Linked DNA regions of Homo sapiens: region 2 is linked to region 1. The links are chromatin loops, found by intact Hi-C in ENCODE. Cell type or tissue: heart right ventricle. All regions are shown on one strand.

What was found. Peaks named below come from ENCODE experiments on the same cell type or tissue, not always from the same donor. Only the 100,000 strongest peaks of a DNase experiment are listed, where the experiment ranks them.
Region 2: it touches region 1 in a loop (11-fold over the local background); 96 of 110 quality-filtered maps call a loop at or near these places.

What each region holds. Positions count from the first base shown.
Region 1 is chr22:25,700,750-25,703,249 of GRCh38, forward strand. The region is part of intron 13 of GRK3 (G protein-coupled receptor kinase 3); the gene reads left to right. Among named protein-coding and RNA genes, the nearest start is that of MYO18B, 40 kb to the right of the region's middle. RefSeq lists an enhancer at 2,169-2,268. In heart right ventricle, a CTCF peak has its summit at 1,422 (motif pointing left); a DNase peak (open chromatin) is centred at 422; H3K27ac peaks cover 1,302 bases.
Region 2 is chr22:25,461,347-25,463,846 of GRCh38, forward strand. It overlaps the pseudogene CRYBB2P1. Among named protein-coding and RNA genes, the nearest start is that of MIR6817, 7.0 kb to the left of the region's middle. In heart right ventricle, a CTCF peak has its summit at 1,363 (motif pointing right); a DNase peak (open chromatin) is centred at 1,385.

The DNA.
Region 1 (2,500 bases):
GCTAATTTTTGTATTTTTAGTAGAGACGGGTTTCACCTTGTTAGCCGGGATGGTCTTGATCTCCTGACCTTGTGATCCACCTGCCTCGGCCTCCCAAAGTGTGGGATTACAGGCGTGACCCACCGCGCCCGGCCTCTTTTGGGTATTTTGAAATTAACTTTTGATGTGAGAGTTTTTAATCACATAATTTTTTGAACCCATTGTTTGCCCATGAAAATGATGTAGAGCTAACTTGGGCAGGATGTGTGTTTTCCCATCATTTATAATGTCCTGAACAATTTTCCAACTCATTTAGGGGAAACGTGCAGCTGTTCCATTCTATCTGTAGTTCAGAAAGCTGCACTTGACCACAGGACATGTGAATTCTTTTCCCACAACGCTCCCTGATGCAGCCAGCATGTTGCATGGGAAGAGCTTGGCCGTGCCTTGTAAGCTGTTGACAGGCCTGTTACTGTCTCCTATTTAAAGCGGCTGCATCAGGGAGCAGCTGCGATCACACAGGATCTGTGCACACCACGTGCCTCACTCAGAATGGAGATTATTACTATCATAGGTTTTCTTTAACGTTTTTCAAAATAGAAACCAAGTCTTTGGCTTTGTTCACAAAGAATAATCAAGAATATATTGGAAACAGATGTGCATCAAGATTTCAACTTGAAAGACCAAACTGTCTGAACATGGCAGCATAGACTTGAATAGCTGAAGAGCATTTTCTGATAATTTCTCATTGAGCCGGACATGGAATCGCTATATTTATAAATGGAATTTGTAGCAATGGGGCCCATGTGCTGGAAATGGTTTTGGCACCACTAACTTTAACTCCAAGTCCCCTCGCAAGCCTCCCTGTGGTCTCATGAAAGACTTTTTAAATTTAGCACAGAGCGCTTGTGTCAGAACACAGCAGGCTGCAAGTACATCGGGACCAGATGCAGGAGTGGGGTCCTCTGGCTTTGCACGCAGGAGCCAGGTCCGAGGGATTTGTCAAAACACCAGGAGATCTTCACTTAATCCCTTTTTATACATTAAGGAACATCGTCGGGTGGAAACAGCTAAGTGTCAAGCAGGGAGACTAAGGTTTTCATAAGATTTGATAAACTTTCATTCCTTTTCTCTGCAACCTCAAACATGTTAATATTTCTGTGCATTTTGTATAAAAGAATGATACAAGTATGTTTTTAAAAATTATAAATAACAGATATTGTTTGCTTTTATATCTGCTTTTTAAATGTGGTAATTGTACATTTTTTCCTTGGAAATAAGGCAAAAAGAATATTTCCAATCAAAATCTGTTTTAAAAGTTAACAAATGCTTGCTGGGTGCTAATTTACCTTGTTTTGATCTTTTTTTTTTTTCCCAAATTAATGCTTTTAAGAGATGGCAATTAGTTTGTGTTTCACTGCATGATATGGAAGGAAATAAAGGACTAGAGTGCCCTCTCTTGTACAAAAAGAAAATTAAAGTGTTTCAGACAATAAATGGCCTGAAATGTAATAATCTCAAAAGATAGTTCAATGTATAACCTAATTAATTCAGTAGGATGACCAGCTCAGTAGCAGTAAGTAGCAGTGCAAGATAAGTGGCATTTTAATTCTTTTTTAGAATCTCTGATTTATGTGTTCAACATTCTAATCCATTTTATGGAGTTAATATTAAAATATTTTGCATAATATCCTGCCTGCCTCAGATTATGTCATATATGCCTTATAAATAAATTTATAAGATGACTACTTTGTAGGCACATCTTGTTATAAGAAAAGTCAATCATATGTGTCCCTTTAATTTTCAAAATGAAAAATAAACCATGGTAATTTAGTTTGCATATTTAATAGTGTCTTTTAATGATAAGATTTCCTTTGAAAGCCAGCTTCTCCAAAGTTTTTAAAACATGAGAGTGAGAATAATCTGTTTTACATAGTTCACCAAGTAGACATTCATTTCATAAAGTAAGAGTTATCTTTATTAATTTCACCAGTGGTTACTGTATTAGGTACCTACCGTGTACTGCCATTGTCTTGGCTACTTGCATAGATGTCACTTTAGTTTTTCCCTTCACTGCTTCTGTGAAGTATGCGGCTTGATCCCCGCTTTACAGATGAAGAATTGATACTGAAGGTTTCTATGTGGCTGACAGTCACTAAACCAACAAGTCACAACTTGAACCCAGCTTTTCTGACTCTGGAGTCGGGTTCTGCACAGGGAAAACAGGAAGCGCTCAGAGCTGTGGAGAATCTGCTGGTGCACGGTTAGTTTCTGTTTTCATCAAAGGGATGTATTACTTAAAATGACTGGTTTCTAGGGGTGAATCATTTCATCTCCTTCATGTTTTGGTTCAACTGCTGTTCCTTGGGCTGTTTGAGGGACCAATATCCATTTTTCTGAAAAATGTACATGAAAGTTATTGTTTAGCTCGAACTCTCATATGACAAATGTTATATAAATGACTTTTATTCTCATGATTACCTGTTGGCTAGTTATATATTCTTTTCTAATGATGTTTCCA
Region 2 (2,500 bases), 240 kb before region 1:
TGTATCCCCGAACTTAAAAGTTAAAAAAACAGAATCTGCACAAGTCTAAGCTACTTCCTTGAGGAAAAGACTCGAGCTGAGATCTCAAAGAAGAGTAGAAGTTGCAGGGGTAAAGAGGCCAAAGAAGAGTGTCTCAGATGAGAGCGGCACGTGCAAAGGCCCTGTGGTGGGAGGAGCCTGGTAGCTCTGAGAAACTCCACAAAGGCACGGTGGTGGCTGGAATGCAGAGATGTGGGGGCACATTGAAAACCTTGTTAAAGTGCTTAAAATGATTATCATAAAGGTAGAAACTAATAAGTGCTAAATAAATGTTATTCTCGTCCGTTTCTCCATTGATTCTTCAATCAATACCTATTGAGTGCCTGTTTCACTCCTGGAACTGGGCAGAGTAGGAATACAAAGTAAGACAGATTCCCTGCCCCTAGAAGCTCTCACTGTGGGGGGATTGTAATAGTTTGAGAGTAGAGCAATGGTGATTATTATGGGTTGAATGAGAACCCCCCAAATTCATATGCTGAAATCCTAATCCTCAATACCTTAGAGAATGTGACCTTATTTGGAAACTGGGTCATTGCAAGTGCAATTTTTTTTTTAAGTGATAGGGTCTCACTCTGTTGTCCACGCTGGAGTGTGGTGGCACAATCATAGCTCACTGCAGCCTCCAACTCCTGGGCTTTCAAGTGATCCTGTTGCCTCAGCCTCTGGAGAAGCTGAGACCGCAGGCGTGTGTGACCACACCTGGCTATTTTTTTTTTTTTTTTAATTTCATGTAGAGATTGGGGGGTGGGGGGTGGACTCCCTGTGTTTTCCAGGCTGGTCTCAAACTCCTGGCCTCAAGCAATCCTCCCATCTTTGCCTCCCAAAGTGCTGTGACTGCAGGTGTGAGCTACCATGCCCGGCCAAATGTAATTAGTTATTTTAAGAGTAGATCACACTGGAGTAGTGTGGGCCTAATGGAACGTGACTGGTGTCTATGAAAACGGGAAACTTGGAGACAGGCACGCACACAGGGAGAATGTCATGTGAAGATGATGCTGGGGTGATGTTTCTGCAAGGCAAAGAGTGCCGGAGACTGCGGGCCACCCACCAGAAGCTAGGAGAGAAACACGGAGCAGATTCTCTCTCGCAGCCCCCAGAGGGACCCCACCCTGCCAAAGCCTTGACCTCGGACTTCTAGCCTTCCTGGGGACTTCCTAGAGAATGCCCAGTCCTTCCTCCCTCTTCCTCCCCCTTCTGCGTGGGGAGTGCTCTGCGTGTCATCCCTACTCACCTCTCCTCGGGGCCTACAGTTACCTCCTCTCCTGTCTCCGCAGGACCCAGCCAACCCTTTCTTCCCGTCCCCAAGGCTCCACTTCCCCCTGCAGCCACCAGGTGTCAGCAAAGCATCATCCTTGGGGCTCATGGCCGGGTGGCCTGAGCTGCGCAGGCCCTGTAGGAGCCTTGGGTTTCAGGGGAACTAGTTCTTGGTGTTGGAGAGCCGGACTCAGCAGCCAGACTAGTCCCTGGGAAGTGGATTGGAGTCTGGCAGAAACAGGTAGGAAGCCACAGGGCAGCCCTAAGAGAGGCAGTGGAAACAGCCCCAAGTCAGGCAGTGGAGCCAGAGGCCCCTGGAGTCAGGCAGGACTAGAGTCAAGTCCCAGATCTCCTACTCATTGACCCTGTGACGGCAGGCAAATGACCTTACCTCTCTGAGACTCTCTTTCCTCATCTGACCAAGGGCCATACGGGGGTTTTTATTCCATTGGTAATTCTCAGACACCTGGTCACCGAGCTGACACGAAGTAGTTGCTCAATAAATGACACCCTAGTTGCCTTTTCGCTCTTCATTCATTCATTGAATAGTGATTGGGGAATCTCTCCCACGCTGCCACTGCTCCATGTACCAGAGACACAAAGCAAAGGAGCCTGCCTGTCAAGCCTACCTTGTCACCTGTTGCCAGGAAGTCCTGCTCCCTCCTAGGGCAGCCCCTGGTTAGTGGAGCTGAGAGAACCCAAGATGCTGAGCCGTGGGGTGTGCATGAGAACCGGGAGGGAGGTTTTATGAAAATCAGGTACAGGTGCAGCCCCAGGCCAGGTCAGCTCAGAGGGGGTGGCGGGGTTGCGGGGGGCGGAGCGCAGGCAGGTGAAACTGGAGGAAATTGGAGATACAGCGGGAGGGAGGGGGAAAAGGTAAAACCTCTCACCACCTCCTCAACGCTTATGAAGGTCTGAAGCTTGCTTACTAATAATTTTAAACCCAAACTCAGACATCAGCCAATACTAAATGTTTGCAAGGATTGGGGAACAAAAACTCTGAAGCGCTTCTGCAGTGATGTAAATTGGTGCCATCACTTTGCAAAAATTAGAATTTGACAGATTCTAGTAATGTTGAAGATGCAGAAATCTGGAGACCCAGCTATTTCTTCACTGGGTGTTTACCCTGGAAAATCTCTCCCACATCTGTACCAGGAGATAGGTACAGGATGCTCAGAACAGCATTGTCTGTGCTAGCAAAAAACTG